Regions from separate parts of the Homo sapiens genome. Here region 1 is linked to region 2. A link is an interaction called in ENCODE POLR2A ChIA-PET data of the cell type or tissue named here. Cell type or tissue: GM12878. All regions are shown on one strand. Each heading gives the region's core, and the rest is flanking DNA. Links, peaks and the distances in the headings are about the cores only.

What was found. Peaks named below come from ENCODE experiments on the same cell type or tissue, not always from the same donor. Only the 100,000 strongest peaks of a DNase experiment are listed, where the experiment ranks them.
Region 1: POLR2A ChIA-PET joins it to region 2 with 8 read pairs; 1 of 35 experiments calls an interaction of 5 or more read pairs at or near these places.

Annotation. Positions count from the first base shown.
Region 1 is chr5:76,867,486-76,884,021 of GRCh38, reverse strand. S100Z (S100 calcium binding protein Z) reads right to left here. Exons shown (of 5, transcript NM_130772.4): 2 at 13,738-13,856; 3 at 8,522-8,718; 4 at 6,188-6,348. The coding sequence starts at 8,662. The coding sequence ends at 6,190. Among named protein-coding and RNA genes, the nearest start is that of S100Z, 26 kb to the right of the region's middle. RefSeq lists an enhancer at 12,977-13,674. In GM12878, for the core only: no CTCF peak of the experiment used is centred there; a DNase peak (open chromatin) is centred at 9,751; H3K4me3 peaks cover 720 bases; H3K27ac peaks cover 798 bases.
Region 2 is chr5:77,292,468-77,296,467 of GRCh38, reverse strand. The region is part of intron 1 of PDE8B (phosphodiesterase 8B); the gene reads right to left. Among named protein-coding and RNA genes, the nearest start is that of PDE8B, 84 kb to the right of the region's middle. In GM12878, for the core only: no CTCF peak of the experiment used is centred there; a DNase peak (open chromatin) is centred at 2,057.

The DNA.
Region 1 (16,536 bases), core at 7,304-11,303, 420 kb after region 2:
TCAAGGTGTACAATAATAGAGTAGAGGCAGCCAAGTAGCAATGTATTTCTGAGTTGCAATTCCTTGCCTCCACTGTGAGACAAACCCCAGCCACATCTCCAGCACACAAGAACTCCAAACACCTGAACCGCCACTGCCAGGGGTTCCTCCAGAAACTCCTTCCCCAGGAGCTTGCTACAAGTGCTGGAAATCTGGCCACTGGGCCAAGCAATGCCCGCAGCCTGGGACTCCTCCTAAGCCATGTCCCATCTGTGCGGGACCCCAGTGGAAATCGGACTGTCCAACTCACCTGGCAGCCACTCCCGGAGCCCCTGGAACTCTGGCCCAAGGCTCTCTGACTGACTCATTCCCAGATATTCTCAGCTTAGTGGCTAAAGACTGACGCTGCCTGATCACCTCGGAAGCCCCCTGGACCATCACAGACCCTTTGGGTAACTCTTACAGTGGAGGGTAAGTCCGTCTCCTTCTTAATCAATAAGGAGGCTACCAACTCCACATTACCTTCTTTTCAAAGGCCTGTTTCCCTTGCCTCCATAACTGTTGTTGGTATTGACGGCCAGGCTTCTAAACCTCTTAAAACTCCCCAACTCTGGTGCCAACTTGGACAATATTCTTTTATGCACTCATTTTAGTTATCCCCACCTGCCCAGCTCTCTTATTAGGTCGAGACATTTTAACTAAATTATCTGCTTCCCTGACTATTCCTAGGCTACAAGCACACCTCATTGCCACCCTTTTCCCCAGTTCAAAGCCTCCTTTGCATCCTCCTCTCGTATCCCCCTACCTTAACCCACAAGTATGGGATACCTCTACTCCCTCCTTGGTGACAAATGATGCACCCCTTACCATCCCATTAAAACCTAATCACCCTTACCCCACTCAATGCCAATATCCCATCCCACAGCATGCTTTAAAAGGATTAAAGCCTGTTATCACTTGCCTGTTACAGCATGGCCTTTTAAAGCCTGTAAACTCTCCCTACAATTCCCCCATTTTACCTGTCCTAAAACAAGACAAGCCTTACCTTAGTTCAGGATCTGCGCCTTATCAACCAAATTGTCTTGCCTATCCACCCCATGGTGCCAAACCCATATACTCTCCTATCCTCAATACCACCCTCCACAACCCCTCCATAACCCCTTATTCTGTTCTGGATCTCAAACATGCTTTCTTTACTATTCCTTGCACCCTTCATCCTAGACTCTCTTTGCTTTCACTTGGACTGACCCTGACACCCATTAGACTCACAAATTACCTGGGCTGTACTGCCACAAGGCTTCACGGACAGCCCCCATTACTTCAGTCAAGCCCAAATTTCTTCCTCATCCATTACCTATCTCGACATAATTCTTCATGAAAATACACATGCTCTCCCTGCTGATCACGTCTGACTAATCTCCCAAACCCCAATGCCTTCTACAAAACAACAACTCCTTTCCTTCCTGGGCATGGTTGGATACTTTTGCCTTTGGATACTGGTTTTGCCATCCTAACAAAACCATTATATAAACTCACAAAAGGAAACCTAGCTGACCCCACAGATCCTAAATCCTTTTGCCACTCCTTTCCGTTCCTTAAAAACAGCCCTAGAAGCTGCCCCCACACTAGCTCTCCCTAACTCATCCCAATCCTTTTTCATTACACACAGCCAAAGTGCAGGGCTGTGCAGTCGGAATTTTTACACAAGAGCTGGGACTGCGCCCTGTAGCCTTTTTATCCAAACAACTTGACCTTACTGTTTTAGCCTAGCCTTCATGTCTGTGTGCAGTGGCTGCCGCTGCCTTAATACTTTTAGAGGCCCTCAAAATCACAAACTGTGCTCAACTCACTCTCTATAGTTCTCATAACTTCCAAAATCTATTTTCTTCCTCACACCTGACGCATATAATTTCTGCCCCCCTCCACTACCTCTCAGCAAGCCAAACTCATTGTCTTAACTCAAGCCCTCACTCTTGCAAAGGGACTACGCGTCAATATTTATACTGACTGTAAATATGCCTTCCATATCCTGCACCACCATGCTGTTATAAGGGCTGAAAGAGGTTTCCTCACTATGCAAGGGTCCTCCATCATTAATGCCTCTTTAATAAAAACTCTTCTCAAGGCCGCTTTACTTCCAAAGGAAGCTGAAGTCATTCACTGCAAAGGCCATCAAAAGGCATAAGATGCCATCACTCAGGGCAATGCTTATGCTGACAAGGTAGCTAAAAAAGCAGCTAGAGTTCCAACTTCTAACCCTCATGGCAGTTTTTCTCCTTCTCATCTGGTCATTCTCACCTATTCCCCCACTGAAACTTCCACCTATCAATCTCTTCCCACACAAGGCAAATGGTTCTTGGACCAAGGAAAATATCTCCTTCCAGCCTCACAAGCCCATTCTAGTCTATCGTCATTTCATAACCTCTTCCATGTAGGTTACAAGCAGCTAGCCCGCCTCTTAGAACTTCTCATTTCCTTTCCATCATGGAAATCTGTCCTTAAGGAAATCACTTCTCAGTGTTCCATCTGCTATTCTACTACTACTCCTCAGGGATTGTTCAGGCTGCCTCCCTTCCCTACACATCAAGCTCGGGGATTTGCCCCCGCCCAGGACTGGCAAATTGACTTTACTCACATGCCTCAAATCAGGAAACTAAAATACCTCTTGGTCTGGGTAGACACTTTCACTGGGTGGGTAGAGGCCTTTCCCACAGGGTCTGAGAAGGCCACCGTGGTAATTTCTTCCCTTCTGTCAAACATAATTCCTTGGTTTGGCCTTCCCACTTCTATACAGTCCAATAACAGACCGGCCTTTATTAGTCAAATCACCCAAGCAGTTTCTCAGGCTCTTGGTATTTAGTGGCTCCAGGTTTTACCTCAAACTGCCACCCTTAAGTCTCTCTTTAAGTGGATAGAAGTTCTTCAGTGACAAAGTACACTCCAATACTTTCACCCTGATGAAGTCCTATTCTTTACTTTTATACTTGCTCTTATTCTTGTCCCCATTTTTATGCCACTCTCTACCTCTCCCCAGCTATCTCCACCACACTATATCAGTCTCAGTCACTCTCTCCTAGCCATTTCTAATCCTTCTTTAACAAACAATTGCTGGCTTTGCTTTTCTCTTTCCTCCAAAATTCCCGAGGCCCTGACTAAAAAAGGGGTACTCTTGTATATTTTTAAATGAAGAAAAAAAGGGGACTCTGTATATTTTTAAATGAAGAGTGTTGTTTTTACCTAAATCAATCTGGCCTGGTATATGACAACATAAAAAAACTCAAGGATAGCACCCAAAAACTCAACAACCAAGCAAATAATTATGCTGAACTCCCTTGGACACTCTGTAATTGGATGTCCTGGGTACTCCCAATTCTTAGTCCTTTAATATCTGTTTTTCTCCTTCTCTTATTTGGACCTTGTGTCTTTCATTTAGTTTCTCAATTCATACAAAACCGCATCCAGGCCATCACCAATCATTCTATACGACAAATGTTTCTTCTAACAACCCCACAATATCACCCCTTACCACAAAATCTTCCTTCAGCTTAATCTCACCCACTCTAGGTTCCCACGTCACCCCTAATCCTGCTCGAAGCAGCCCTGAGAAACATCACCCATTATCTCTCCATACCACCCCCAAAAACTTTCGCCACCCCAACACTTCACCACTATTTTGTTTTATTTTTCTTATTAATATAAGAAGACAGGAATGTCAGGCCTCTGAGCCCAAGCTAAGCCATCATATCCCATGTGACCTGCACATATACATCCAGATGGCCTGAAGTAACTGAAGATCCACAAAAGAAGTGAAAATAGCCTTAACTCATGACATTCCACCATTGTAATTTGTTTCTGTCCCACCCTAACTGATCAATGTACTTTGTAATCTCCCCCACCCTTAAGAAAGTTCTTTGCAATTCTCCCCATCCTTGAGAATGTACTTTGTGAGATCCACCCTCTGCCCGCAAAACATTGCTCCTAACTCCACCACCTATCCCAAAACCTATAAGAACTAATGATAATCCGCCACCCTTTGCTGACTCTCTTTTCGGACTCAGCCCACCTGCACCCAGGTGAAATAAACAGCCATGTTGTTCACACAAAGCCTGTCTGGGGGTCTCTTCACACAGATGCGTGAGACAACCTCCACCTTCCCAAATCTAGTGGTCAAGTCTTCGTTCTCATCCTACTTCACCTCTGAATGGATTTCTCTCTTTCCTTCTCCACGTGCTGTCTTCTCTAGGCTTCTGAGACACTACACTCTCCTGGTTTTCCTTCTTTCTCCCTGGCCATGCCTCTTTTGTATCACTTATGGGCTCTTCCTTTTCTTTACAGCAAACTGTCAGACGTTTCTTCTTCTCTATCCACATTCTCATCCGGAGTGACCTCCTCTAATCCTGTGGCTTAAGATCACAAATGACTCCCAACTCTATCTCCAGTCCCCCATTTACCCTGAGATCCAGACCAGATCATATTTCCAACTTCCCATGTGATATCTCCACCTGGATGTCCAATACCACCTTAAACAGAGCTATTGATCTGCCCACATGCCTTCACACCAAAGTGATTCTTCCCTCAGTCTTTCCCATTTAGTAAAAGGCATCATTTGCTTGATCAAAACCCTAAACCTTACAGATTGTGTTTGGTTGCATGTAATAGAACCAGATAACCAGAGAGCTGTCATTTTTTTCCCCCCACATAATGAGAGGACCAGAAGCAGGCAAGCAAGGCTGTGCAGAGGCTCCTCCATGACAACAATGCCCAGGCTCCTTCTATCTTTTTTCTCCACGGTCCTCATAGTTGCAAGATAGCAGTTCCACCTCCAGCCTCACATCCACATCCCAACAACAACAAAAAAAGACAAGGAAAGACTCAACAAGGTGGAAGACAAAGAGCTACATGGGTTCTTGTCTACAATAGCAAAACATTCCCAGAAATTCCCAGTAGCCTTCTGCTTGTCTCACATTGTCCAGAACTATTACAAGCCCCACACCGGCTGTTAGAGAGGCTAGGAAATATGGCTTTTTAGCCAGGCACATTGCCACCCTGCACAAACCAGGGTTCTGATACATAGAAGAAAGGAAGAACAGATATCAGATGGGCAAACAGCAACGGTTGTTTTGTCATCCTGGACTTCTCTCTTTTCCTCACACTTCACTATGAATCCATCAGCAAGTCCTATCAGTCCCAGCTCCAAAATACTTAACCAATTCAGCTGCTTCTCTTCATCTCCAGTGCTGAACTGCTGGTCTGATATACCATCATCTCTTACCCAGACCACAGCAACAACCTCCTAGCTGGTTGCCTGCCACGATTGCCATCTCTATAGTCCTTTCTTTACACAGTAGTTAGGGTAATCATTTACACGCATAAATATAATCATATCACTCCCTTTCTTAAAATTCTCCAAAGGATCTATCATAGTTTGGGTTCCCCAAGAGGGAGACCCTGAGGCCAGGGTTCGTGTAGAAGTCATTTATTTGAGAGATGCAGAAAACTCAGGGTTGGAGCAGGAAAGTGAGATAAGGAAGAAAAGGTGGCCTCCCTTGGGGCCTACCGAGGCTCAGCCCCAGGGGGAAACAGTGGGAAATAGTGTCAAACACTTGCCTCAGAATTATCCAACCCAAGGGGCAAAGGAGGGTATTTATATGCCAGCTCACAAGAGCTGCTGGCTTCAGCTCTCTCGGCTTGACCACCTAGCCCTGAACCTATCCATTCCCTGACGAAATCACTGAAAAAGCCAGCACTTCTGCTTAGCCGCCTTTCTGCTCATAGACCCTCACACCTTCCATCTGAAACACAGTCACAAGAGAATGAGGAAACCCAGTTAATTTTTTTTAATAGGGTAAGAAGTTCAAAATACAATTTAAGGATATGAATGTCCATCTTAGAAATTTGCCAAATTCAAGTCTCATTTGAAAGTAGCTAAATTTTTGTAATGCCCTCGTTTTGACAAACCAAAAAGATGCATATAGCCTCTTAATAATACAGGCAAGTTTCAAGTAGGGCATATGAGATTTAGAATATCTACATAAAGTCAATATTTTAAGGGGCACATAATTCAATAGTAGCAATTAATTATTAATATATGCACTGGATATTATAGCTATAAATGACATTACTGGGTCTATAGATCTGAACGGTATAAATGAACATTAAGTACATAACTTTGGATATATTTCTGCCTTTAGATGAGCTTATTACTTACCTTTATTTTCCTTTCTTCTTCAATTGTTCTACAAAGTAATCATTACAAGCAACTGTCAGAGCTGCCACCATGACCACGAATTCATTAAAATCCACTTCGTTGTCCTTATTGGCATCCAGGTCCTGCACTATCTTATCAACCAACTGGGTTTCCTTTTGGCACTAAAATGAGAAAGGAAATTTCTAACTCCCTGGCTCTGAGGTTCATGATGACAATTGAAATTCATCTTCCTTTTATTTACATTAAATTCCTAATTTCCATTTATAGCATCTAAAGACATTTTCTAAGAACCTATTTACAGGTAGGTGTAAACCAGCCACGAATTCTAAACGAATCTAGCCCCCTGCCCCAGCTCCATATAATCCTGGCTCAGACCTAGAAACCAAGAAAAGCAAACAGCAGCTGATCAAAGTGAGTGACTGTTGCTAAAAACACATTTACAGGACATCACAGGTTGAGAGCCAGGACACTAGGAGATAGTCGAGTGACATAGAAAGAGGGAGGATTTGAAGCCAAAAAGGAGAAAAATACCAACGAGCGAATTTGAGCAAATCGCGTAACATTTTAAATGCTTTTATTTATAAAATTGGGAGGATAATTTCTATCCACACATTTCAGGGATACTTCATCACACTTTTGAAAGTGCTTAGAGCACCAGGGTCGCTAGATTTAGCAAATAAAAATACTAGATACCTAGTTAAATTTGAATTTCAAATAAACAACAAATAACTTTTAGTTTTAGTATGTCTCAAGTATTGTATAGGACACAAAATATTTTATCTGGCAGCCTACTTAGCACAGTGTGCCTGACACACAGAAGAGAGGCACCCAAAGAAAGGTAGGTCTTATAAAGATGCCTGCATTTTATGGGTGGAAAGCAAAGAGAAGAGGGAAGACAAGGTTCACGAAGGTTGGAACTGTGAAGCACCCACCTCTCCTGTGACTGGTGTTGATGAGGAGTGTTTCCAAAAGCAGTTCATTTCCTCCAGGAAATCCCCATGCCCCCCTCATTTTCTGCTAACCATTAAATGGTCAGAGAAAAACTTAATTGATCAAAACCAACTTGATTAAAACAATTATAAATTGTACTTGATTAAATAAATGTGCGAAGTTTGACCTACTGAGTTTTTATGCTAAATGTTAAACAGTACAGTAGCCAAAGTTGGCCCCACACAGTGGCTCACGCCTGTAATCTCAGCACTTTGGGAGGCCGAGGCAGGCAGATCACTTGAGGTCAGGAGTTCGAGACCAGCCTGGCCAACATAGTGACACTCTGTCTCTACTAAAAATACAAAAAACTTAGCTGGGTGTCGTGGTGCATGCCTGTAATCCCAGTTACTCCGGAGGCTGAGGCACAAGAATCACTCGAACCTGGGAGGTGGAGATTGCAGTGAGCCGAGATCGTGTCACTGCACTCCGGCCTAGGAGACACAGCAAGACTCCATCTCCGAAAAAAAAAAAAATACAGTAGCCAAACGGAATGAGAGGAAAAGAAAAGTTTGTGGGAATTCTAAGATCACTATAAAAATGTCGTGAAGACTAAGTTAAAAAATACTTTATAGAGCTTTTCCCAAATAGAGGGTGGGGAGAAACATGTGTTGTAATTAACAGTCTCTGTAGTCTTAACACAAGGTTTGGAGAGAATAACATCACACGAGGGTAGCATATTGTGCTAAAAATCAGTTTAAGTCAACTCTATAAACACCAGCGTGAAGTGTTTTCCTTGGAGGAGGCCCCAAACGCTACAATGTACGGCTTCATATATTAATCTCTCAAACTCCTGGCTATTTTGAGAAATGAATCTGTTTGCTACCCCACTGGTCACTGGCCAAACACATCCTTCTATCAATCCCAATCAGTCTGTGCTCGGCTGACAAAGCTCTCTAAGTATTTGCCATTCACTAGAAAATTTGCCACCATAGCATGAAGTACCCCACCTCTGAAGGTAAAGTACCCCTTCACCTCTGGCCCAATACATAATTTACAGACAGCTGGACCAAGCTCCAGGTATAACTAGCTGTAACTAGTTATAACTATAACTCTGGCTATAATTAGCTACATCTTTGCCGCACCAGAATGTTAATTGGTGAAAGTCAAAAATACAATTTTTACCACTTAGAAACCCTAACCCCAGGTAACACGAAAAAGGGCACATGCCTATGTACACAGAAAACAAACGTCTCCAGTGTTTGCTTCCCCTATATTTTGAATCTCTGTACAAATTTGGCTGCATTTGTGACAGAATCACAGGACAGTATGAACCCAAAGGCTGTCCTGGAATCTGCACCTCATCTACCCTCAAATGAATACAGCATTTACAAAGGCCTGACTCACCGAGAGGAATTCCGTGAGCTCTCGCTGCAGGAGCAGTTTCAGTTCCCCCTTGCTGAGCTTGAATCTCTTCCTTTCCTTGCCAGAATAGCGGTGGAAGATTCTAATCATGGTGTCCATGGCCATCTCGAGCTGGGTGGGCATGTCGGCAGCAGAACTGACCACTCCAGAAGCAGGCCACCAAACCCGGGGAGAAGACACTTGTTCAGAATAAACAGATGAGGAAACACCAACACTTTCATTAAAACAGAATATTACAATCCCCCGAGTCAGCTCGCCACACAAGTGATGGTTGTTAAAAACATAATAGTCTGCGCAGGCGCGGTGGCTCAAGCCTGTAATCCCAGCACTTTGGGAGGCAGAGATGGGTGGATCACAAGGTCAGAAGATCGAGACCATCCTGGCTAACACGGTGAAACCCCGTCTCTACTAAAAATACAAAAAAAAATTAGCCGGGCGCGGCGGCGGGCGCCTGTAGTCCCAGCTAGCTACTCAGGAGGCTGAGGCAGGAGAACGGCGTGAACCCGGGAGGCGGAGTTTGCAGTGAGCCGAGATCGCGCCACTGCACTCCAGCCTGGGCGACAGAGCGAGACGCCGTCTCAAAAAAAAAAAATTAATAATAATAATAGTCTTTCATTAAAGAGTGTTCCACCCTTGCTGGGGCAAGCTGCAAATAAGCACTTCGCAGCTGAGTTGTTTCTCCTCGCTAATCCCTACACCCCCAAGAGGTAGCAGCTCCAGCATATTCATAAGACAACCAGGTAACAGGTACAAAGTCAAACTAAAATATAGAATTTAAAAATAAATAAAAATAGGAAGGAAAATACCTACCTGTTCAACAGATACACAGCTCTGTCAATGGTTGTTTACCATTAAACTATAAGCATTTATACGTGGGGGAGGGGGAAACGTTCTCCCCAGCACACCTGTTTCCGGGAAGATGAAAATTGCCAGTGACAAGAGATTCAAAGGGAGGTGCCTCTGCTCCGTATTTAATCACCAAAATGAACAGGTGTGAGCTGCTGCCCCAAGGGTCATTGAAGAAGGCTAGTGCTCATTGGGTGCATTAGATAAGAAGGCAAAGACAAAGCAAGAGGAAGCCTTATCTCTCTTTAGGGGAGTGTGGATAGAAATGCAATTAGTTGCTAGGAAGCTGATGATGGGGAAGAACTCTAAAAATAGGGGAGCAAAGAAGAAACACTAGTTCCAACCTGGAGATGACTCAGCAAAGCCAATAGCAAGGACAAGGGAGTAAATTCATAGTAGATTAAACTAACCCAAAGGACAGTTGAAAAAAAAAAAAAAAGAGGAAGTGCTCCACGCACTGATTTAGAAAGGTACAAAGCAGTGCTCCCAACTGTGTAAAAAAGAAATAATACATGTGTATGTGTGCTTGCAGTTACCTAAGGAGTCACTGAAAGGAAACAAAATATAATACTATGTTGGGAGCTGTCAGGGGTAAGGGGGGAAAGGGTAGAACAGAGTGGTTGGGAGTAAGACTTCCCAGTGTACACCTTTTTAAGTGATTTTAACTTTTTCAGTTATAGGAATGTATTACCTAATAAAAAAGTTGAAATAAACCTCAGAGCAGCTGTGTGTGCAGGAATCCACAACAGATTTCCAAGTGAGAGAAACTTAATAAAGAAAGAGTCCATGTAAAAACCAAAGCCAGATATTGGCCACTGTGCTTTTAAATCCTGCCTGTTCTCTCAGGACTGAAACTTAATTATACGGAAAGCAAGCCAGGATCTCCTTTTTATTTCCCTTCAACAAAGTAGTCAGTATGTAACCTCAACCATCCCATCTGCCCCTGGCCTTGCTGCCTGGCTACTCCACTGCAACCTCCCTGCAAGGTTCCCAGGAGGTGTTCACTGTACACCTAACACAAAATTTTCAAACATATTCAGGCTGGGCACAGTGGCTCAATCCTGTAATCCCAGCACGTTGGGAGGCAGATCACTTGAGGTCAGGAGTTCGAGACCACCCTGACCAAAATGGTGAAACCCTGTCTCTACTAAAAATACAAAAATTAACTGGATATGGTGGTGCACGCCTGTAGTCCCAGCTACTCGGGAGGCTGAGGCAGGAGAATTGCTTGAACCCAGGAGGTGGAGGTTGCAATGAGCCAAGATCACGTCCCTGCACTCCATCCTGGGTGACAGTGAGACTCCGTCTCAAAAAAAAAAAAAAAATTGTTAGTTTTTATTGTCAAAGTAATATAGGTAAAATAATATTTTGAATACTTAGGAGTATGAAATAGTAAAATTCTCTCTCACCATTCCCTACCCTAGTAATTACCCTTTGTAAATTTTTCCTGTGTGGGAGGCAGTATCATGGTGGCTAAAAGCATGAACTGCCTGGCTTTACCTCTCACCTCTGCCACTAGTTGTGTGATCCTGTGCTGGTCAATTAGCATCTATGCTGCATTTTCCCCATTAGTCTAAATGGGGATGACCATAGCACCTACTCAGAATGGAAAAAACAAACTCTATACAATATTTATTTTATTTATTTATTTATTATTATTTTTGAGGCAAGGTCTGACTCTGGTTGCCCAGGCTGGAGTGCAGTGGTGCCATCACAGCTCACTGCAGCCTCGACCTCCTGGGCTCAGACAATTCTTCCATCTCAGCCTCCCAAGTAGCTGGGACTACAGGTTCACACCACCATGCCTGGCTAATTTTTATTTTTATTTTTGTATTTGTAGTAGAGATGGGGTTTTGCCATGTTGCCCAGGCTGGTCTTGAACTCCTGAGCTCACGCAATCCGCCTGCCTTGGCCTCCCAAAATGCTGGGATTACAGGTGTGAGCCACTGCACCCAGCCTTATTTTATTTATTTTTTTAAGACAGAGTCTTGCTCTGTCACCCATGCTGGAATGCAGTGGCCCAGTAATGGCTCACTGCACCTCAACCTCCCAGGCTCAAGCGATCCTCCTGCTTCAGCCACCTGAGTAGCTGGGACAACAGGCACATGTTATCATGCCTGACTAATTTTTTTATTTTTGTAGATATGGGGTCTCCCTATGTTTCCCAGGCTGGTGTCAAACTCCTGGCCTCAAGTGATCCTCCTGCCTTGGCCTCCCAAAGTGCTGGGATTACAGGCTTTAGCCACCTTACATTGTCTCTGTGAAATACTTAAAGAGGTTTATTTTGAGCCGATATGAGTGACCACGGCCCAGGGAACTGTCTCAAGAGGTCCTAAGAAGGTATGCCCAAGGTGGCAGGTTACAATTTAGTTCATTATTTATTTATTTTTGAGATAGGGTCTCCCGCTGTCACCCAGACTGGAGTGCAGTGGTGCAATAATGGCTCACTGCAGCCTCGAACTCCCAGGCTCAAGCAATCCTCCCACTTCAGTTTCCTGAATAGCTGAGACCACACACAGGTGCACACCACCATTCCTGGTTAATTTTTTATTTTTTACTTTTTTTAGAGATGAGGTCTCACTATGCTGCCCAAGCTGGTCTCAAACTCCTGGGCTCAAGTGATCCTCCTGCCTTAGCCTCCCAAAGTGCTGAGATTATGGGCATGAGCCACTGTACCTGGCCAAAATTTGGTTTTATATGTTAAGTTATAGGCGAAGTCATAAATCAGTATATGTAAGGTGTACATTGGTTTGGCTCAAAAAGGCAGGGGTATGGGGCTTACAGATCACAAGTGGATTCAAAGATTTTCGGGCAGGGCCCGGTGGCTCACGCCTGTAATCCCAATACTTTGGGAGGCCAAGGTGGGTGGATCATCTGAGGTAAGGAGTTCGAGACCAGCTTGGCCAACATGGTGAAACCCTGTCTCTACTAAAAATACAAAAAAAAATTAGCCGGGTGTGGTGGTGCATGCCTGTAATCCCAGCTACTCAGGAGGCTGAAGCAGGAGAATCACTTGAACTTGGGAGGTGGAGGTTGCAGTGAGCCAAGATCATGCCACTGCCCTCCAGGGTGGGTGATAAAGCGACACTCTGTCTAAAAAAAAAAAAAAAAAAAAAGAGTTTCTGATTGGCAATTTGTTGAAAGAGTTAAGCATTGTTGTCTAAAGACTTGAAGTCAGCAGAAAGAAATTCTTGAGTTAAGATAAAGGGGGCTGTGGAAGCCAAGGTTCTTCTTATGTAGATGAAACCTCCAGGTAGCAGCCTTCAGAGAGAATAAATGATAAATGTTTCTTTTTGGACCTTAAAAAGTGTCAAATTCCTAGTTAATTTCTCCTAGATCTGGAAAGGCCTAGCTGCATTAATGGAGATTCTCTATAGATGCAAAATTTCCCCCATAAAAGACGGCTTTACAGGACCATTTCAAAATATGTCAGAGAAGTCTATTTTGGGGTAAAATATTTTGATTTCCTTCATGGTCTGCTATCTGTCATGTGATGCTACCAGAGTGAGGTTGGAATTTGGTATCCCAAAAGGAAAGAGGTACAATGAGGCCTGTCTGACCTCTCTTCCCATCAAGGCCTGGAATTCAGTTGTTCAGGTTTCTCTGGGGTCCCCTGGGCCAAGAGAGGGTCTGTTCAGTCAGTTGAGGAGCTTAGGATTTTATTTTATTTTTTTCTTTGTAGAAATGGAGTCTTGCTATGTTGCCCACGCTGGTCCCAAACTTCTGGCCTCAAGCAATCCTCCCACCCCAGCCTCCCAAAATGCTGGGATTATAGATGTGAGCCAGCGTGCCCAGCCTCCTCCTCATTTTTTAAAGCACTTTCCCCTCTCCAGCTCTTAAATGTTGTTCCCACTGTGGTCTCAGCTACTCCTATAATTTCAGTCTCTCCCAAGATTATATTTCTTGGCCCAGATCTGTCTGCTAAGCTCCAGAACCATCTATCCAACAGCCTGCTGGACCACATCTCTACCTGAATGTCCCACAAGCTTTTCAAACTCAATTCGGACTGTCCACTAAAGAAAAAAAAAAATCAAGCTTTTAGAAAGTTAAAACTAGTTTTACTCAGGAATCTTACTGAGGACTATAGACCAAGGTCTACATCCTGGGAGCAGCCCTTCAGAGGGGTTCTGTGAGACTGCTCCAGCAAGGTAGCTCCACCCGCAGCTTCTACACAGGCCTTGGGGGTTCACTACATGCAAAGTCACATCAAACTTGCAGAAGTTACATTAAAGCAGAATCACATCAAGGTTTGTGTATAAGAGTACATCTGGTATAGATTACAGAGGCATCATCCCTAACCCCATCAGACATTATGTTACCTATAGGAAAAGGCATTAATTAGGCTTATTTACCTATTAAGGAATGCGATGACTCAGCCGAGACACGGGACTGTATGCTGTATCCTTTGTCTTCAAAGCATTTTTCTGGAGAGCTGGGTGTCTACACAGAGTCAGGGGCTTGTGAAATTACACTGGCAAGCAGAAATGAGTAAATACGTCTTTTTACGTTTTCTACTTTATCTCACGGGACCTAAGCAAAACTCATCCCCTCAGTCATCTCAAACATCCAGTTCCTTGGTCACACCAGCTTCTGTCACAATTTTTTTTTTTTTTTGAGACGGAGTCTTAGTCTGTCACCCAGGCTGAAGTGCAGTGACAGGATCTCAGCTCACTGCAACCTCTGCCTCCTGGGTTCAAGCAATTCTCCTTCCTCAGCCTCCTGAGTAGCTGGGATTACAAGTGGGCACCGCCACGCTGGGCTAATTATTTTGTGTGTTTTTAGTATAGATGGGGTTTCACCATGTTGGCTAGGCTGGTCTTGAACTCCTGGCCTCAAGTGATCCACCTGCCTCAGCCTCCCAAAGTGCCGGGATTACAGGTGTGAGCCACTGCACCCAGCCACAATTCTTAAATACCAGCTAAACTGGTCCACTTCTCTCCATTCTTCACCACCTTTGGGGCCTTTTAATTTTTGGTCCCTATTACTGCAGTGGCTTCCTTACTGCTCTTTCTACTTTCTACCATGCCCCTCCATTCTCACGTCTATTCTGCTGTCAGAGAAGCTGATCTAAATCACAAATCAACACCCACGCTCCTGGCCATTCAAAGGGTTGGCCCTGCCTGCAAACTGACCATGGTGTTGGGAGCTCCCATTCTTCCATGCCTTTGCAGGTTCTGAGCACACTGTGTGGAAAGCTAATTCCATCTGCTCCTTTAAGATCAGTTCAAATGTCATCTCCTCTTGGACATTTTCCTGCACTCTTCCCAACTACCCACCCCACATCCCCCCATCTCTGATAGGTGCCTTCTCTGTCCTCTCCTATTTCCTACCTTATGTTTGTTTTTCTCATCATTGCACTTACCATACATTCCCAACATCACGTTTTTTTTTGTCTGCCGTATGTTCCCCACCCTCCACACTTTGAATGAGTTCCTTGATGTCAGGGTTGATATCTGGTTCATCTATGCATTCCACAGCATTTAGCACAGGGACAGGCATATGGAAGTGCTCAGAAATCCTCACTGATGGATGAATTCATAAACAAATCAATCAGAGAGGGAAACATAAGATTCCCCAAGAGTTGGCCTTGTCTAGTTTAACTGCCAAATAATTATTTGATTGCCTTTATTCCACATAAAAATTTGCTTCATCAAAGGGAGAAAGAGAAACAGACAGACAGACAACAGTCATGTCAATGAATATAAAGAGTTTGAGCTGGATGTGGTGGCTCACGCCTGTAATCCCAGCACTTTGGGAGGCTGAGGCGGGTAGATCACTTGAGGTCAGGAGTTTGAGACCAGCCTGACCAAAACGGTGAAACCCCGTCTCTACTAAAAATACAAAAAGCAGTGAGATGTGGTGGCATGCGCCTGTAGTCCCAGCTACTCGGGAGGCTGATGCAGGAGAATCGCTTGAACCCAGGAGACAGAGGTTACCGTGAGCCGAGATAATGCCATTGCACTCCAGCCTGGGTGTTGCAGCCAGACTCTGTCGCAAAAAAAAAAAAAAAAAAGAGTTTGAATTTGGAATAAAATATTATTTAATTCCAAATTAAGTTGTTGAAGTTATAGATGCACTAAAATCAGTAAATCTTACAGAGTATATGGGTCTCAACAGTATTATATTTATATCATATTTAACCATAAAATAATTTACTCGGAGAACTCAGTTGGCAGGTAAAACTCCTAATAGAATAGATATTGAAAATTGTAATGCTGTAATTTGATTCAAGAGATGAAAATGTGGCTTCTACATCTTGGCTCTTGGGGTTTAAAAGCAAGGTGATTTTCTCTTTGTTTCTACTGGGCTTTGGCAGAGCTAAATATATCCTTTGGTACATGCTGCCCCTTAGTGTCAATCTCCAGGACTGCACCTGGCAGCCCTCTAATTCCCAGAATGCACTTGAAATCCTATTTATAAAGCCCTTTCTTCAGGGGCTTATCTTTATATAACCCAGCCTCAGCCCCTGCCCTCCAGGAGACTTTCAGAAACAAAGGCAATGTCAAAAGGCTCAAAAAGAATCTGTCAGGCTAGAGACACAAATTTACGGGTGACATGAAATCCCAGGAGGGGGAGACACACCTGTTGATAGCACAGAGGGTTATCCTATGCACCTTGCTTGCTCTATTAATTATTTCCATTGCACTTTGCAATTTTGGTATGAGTCATAGCCCTTAGGGCGTAAAGGTCTGAGATAGTGTGCAAAGAATGGGAGAAATGATCAGATTTGGGGGGAGCTTAAAGGTAATGACTGTGGCCGGCCGCAGTGGCTCACGCCTGTAATCCCAGCATTTTGGGAGGCCAAGGTGGGTGGATCACCTGAGGTCAGGAGTTTGAGACCAGCCTGGCCAACATGGCGAAACCCCATCTCTACTAAAAATACAAAAATTAGTCGGGCATGGTTATGCATGCCTGTAATCCCAGCTACTCGAGAGGCTGAGGCAGGAGGATCATTTGAACTCAGTTGCAGAGAGCTGAGATCACACCACTATACTCCAGCCTGGGAGACAGAGTGAGACCCCACCTCAAAAAAAAAAAAAGAAAAAAAAAAAGTAAGGATGATTTTAGAGAAAAAAAACTGGTAAATATCCACAAAGGTGGGAGCAAAAGGAGAAAAGATATTTGTAAGTGAGGCATTGGTCATGGACTCT
Region 2 (4,000 bases), core at 1-4,000:
AACATGGTGAGACACTATTTCTACCAAAAGTAAAAAAGATTAGCCAGGCACGGTGGTGTATATCTGTAGTCCCAGCTACTCAGGAGGCTGAGGTGGGAGAATTGCTTGAGCCCAGGAAGTTGAGGCTGCAGTGAGCCATGTTTATACCACTGCACTCCAGCCTGGGTGACAGAGTGAAACAAGAAGAAGAAAGAAGAAAGAAGAAGAAGGAGAAGGAGAGAAAGAAGAAGAGGAAAACGAAGAGAAGGAAGATGAGGAGGAAAAGGAGGGAGAGAAAGAAGAAAAAAAGAAGAAAAAAGAAGAAGATGATGAAGAAGAGGAGGAGGAGGAAGAAGAGGAGGACAGGTAACCATAACTAAGCATTTCATTTTCCTGGCTATAGCAATTGGTTAGGAGTAGTCACGTGACTTGGACTGCTACAGCAATTGGTTAGGGGTAGTCATTTGACTTGGGCTAGTCCACTCAGTTTATCCCAGGATTTTGCTAGCAATGCTGGGAAAAAGCTATTCTACTTTTAATAAATATTCTCACTGTTTATCAAAAAGAAATGTGTAGTGAGGTTGTTTCTCGTAACATCTTGACACCATGTGAGAACGAAAGCAACACCATGGAAAGCAGAGTGGAGAAATGGAAAGAAACAAGATCCTTTGTAACACTTCCAAATTACCAGATCAAGACTTGCCCAAAGCCATATCTAACTCTGGATTTTTCAGTTAGGTGAGCCAATTAATTGGCTTTTTTCTCCTTATTAAATAAGGTTGAATGAGCTCTCCTGTGTTTAAACAGAAAGAATCTCAATGGAAACAAATGACTTCCCCTTGTTGATATTAGAGAGATCTGATGATATGTATCCTTTGGGTGGGCAATTGGCCACACAAGCTACAGGTGCATTGGTGTGTGGCTTCTTAAAAGGAGGGATATGAAATAATCACAAGCCAAATGACTGGAGTCAAAGCCAACACCTGAGCAGAGGAGAAATGGTATTCCAACCAAGGGATCATAGAACCACTTTTTACAGCTGTCTTTGGATCAAGAACACTTATGGAATTCTGAGAAAGCCAGGGGTCTCACCAGAAGCTAACGTACCCCAAAGTCTCACGTGTCAACCACCAGTCCTTATGCTAAAGTTTCTCCAGTCACAGTAATTGTCAGAAGGTTCCTCAAGAAGGGTTAATGGGAAATTCATTCCCCGAGGTCTGGCATGTTCGCACAGTTTTGTCTGTGGTTCTTATATTTGAGGGTCCAGTTTGGCTGAATGTAGAATAATTGGCTCACTTTTTCTTTTCTAGATTATCTTTAACATATCTTCTCCAGTATTTCCTGGCTTAAAGCATTGCTCTCAGGTTCTGATGCCAATCTGATTTCTTTTCCTTATAAACGACTTGGTCTTTTTGCCTAGATGCCCCAAAAGACTTTTTTCCTTTATAGTGCAATTATGTTACTAGAATATGCATTGATGTTGTCCTTTTGGATTGATTTTCCCAGTACACAACGGGGTTTGGTTTTTTCTCTTCAGAGGCTCCTATTATATAGAGGAGTTATATATGTATATGTATTATATATGTGGACCTATCTAGATAGATATAATATATATTATATATATCATATATATATTATATAATGAATCATCATATATTTGTGGAGCTCCTTTGCCTGTCTTGCATTCTATCACTTCTCAAATAGTTTCTTGTCTTCTTTATTTCTGTGTTTTTCTTCTTCCTTTCCAATTTCTATACAGTGCTTTCTGCACTGTTTATTCACTCTTATATTTCTTCCAGTTCGACCTTCCTTTCCTAGATTTTTTTTTGCTTTTATTTCTATTTCTTTTCTGAGTAATCAATTCCCTTTCATATTTTTCTGTTGTCTAATGATGTAACCTGTGTTTTTTTTAATTTGCATTCGTCCTGTTCTTTTGTAACTTTTAATCATTTTCTTAATTTCTTTTAGCTCATTTGAAATATTAGGTTGCAGTTTCTCTTCTGCTTTGTGGGCATACTTTTCTCATTTGTCCTTACTGTTTGCCAACTGGAGCCTGGGAAGCCCCCTCCACTTTAAGCGAATGTGTTCACATCAACAGCAAGCCCTCCACTCCTGGGGGACTGTCCCCTTCTTGGGACAAGTGTTGAGAGAAGTTTCTGGGTCCCCAGCCCTGGGATCCCCAGAAGTCTGTTTGTCTGCCAGCTGCTTCCTCCTGCAGACTTCCTTGTTACGGTCAGTGGTTTGGCCCTAACTGCTCATATTTTTTAGTTTATAGACATATACTCTAATCCTTAGTTTTATGAAAGATGCTGCTTATGGACTGTGTGCTCTGTCAATTTACATTATTGCCCTGTCTGTTTTTATGAGTTGATATAAGGGGCTTAAAATTATACTACAGAGCAGGATCCATGAAAGAAAAAAATAGTAAATTGGATTATATTAACATTAAAAACTTCTGCTTTCAAAATAAGCTGTGGGAAGAATAAAAACACAAACCACATATGAGGAGAGAATATTTTCAAACATAAATGTGATACCGGACTTATATCCAACATACACAAAGAACATTGAAAACTCAACATTAAGAAAACAAACACCCAATTAACAAATGGACAAAAGATCTGAACAGACACCTCACCAAAGAAGATGCTTGCCATCATTTGTCACCAGGGAATTACTAATTAAAACACACCTAGTAGAAGGGCTAAAATCTAAAAAACTGACAATGTTAATTGCTGGCAAGCATGCAGACTAAAACTCATTCACAACTGCAAAAACAAAAAATTTAGGAATAAATTATTTCATTCAAACATTTCTTCAACAAATGTTTACTGAGCAACACTATGTCCCACTCACTGGGGAAAACCTTTCACTGATATACAAGCTAATAAATGGCTAGACTTGGATTTGAACTGAGACTCTCTGACTCCAGAACCTGTGCCTTAACACATCATATCGCACACTCAGACTATCTGAGTGTCAGAAAATATGACTGAAATAAATGGAATGAGATGCTGTTTTCCTGGGTGGAAAACCAGTACTAAAAAAATGCTAAGTCTCTCTCAAATTAACCTATATACTAATTGCTATAAATACACTGGCACAACTTTTTAAACTTGTGAAATGATTCTCAAATCCATATAGAGGAATAAATTCCAGCCACTGGCTAATAAAACTGTGAAGAGTTACAAGTATTTTGCTCTGCCAGTTGTGACAATAATACTTCAAAGATACAACTATCAAAATAGTATGCTTCCAGCAGAGAGATCAACAAAAAGATAAAATCTAGAACTGACCCAATTTTACACATATCTATACATATATATAAAGCGATATATGTGATTTATTATGTAATAAAAATGTCATTTTATATCAGTGAGAAAGTAATGGATAATTCAATAATAATATTGAGATAACTGGTTAACTATATGGAGAAAAATTAAGTCAGCTCTATGCATCATGACATATACCCAAATTACTTCCAGATAGATTAAAATTTTAAATGAGAAAAAAAATCCCATGAGAATATTGAAAAACAATTTAAGTGAACATTTCCAGCATTCAAGGGCCCGGAAGCCTTTTGTTAAAAATAACATCAAAGACATAAACCAAGAAAAGATTGTTAGGTTTTTAGTAAGAAAAACATATTAAAAAGCATAATAAATATTTAAATACAAAACTGAGAAAAAATATTAGTAATATATGATAGTAAAGGGATTGGCATCCTTATTAGAGTTTTTTGAATCTCTACTAAGACAATAATAAAACAGGCGAACATCCCAATTAAAAAGGGTCAAGAAAAGGACAAGCAATGCTCAAAACAAATACACAAATGGGCTGTAAAACCAGGCAGCAATGCTCAGCCTCTCTGGCAATCCAAAAATGCAAATCAAAATAACCAGATTCCACTTTTGACTCATCAAAATTCCAAAGATTTTACAGTGAATTTCACAGTGATGATGAGGGTCTGGGGCCATTAGTAGTTTCATACCCTGCTAGAGGGAGAGGAACACTGTCTGAG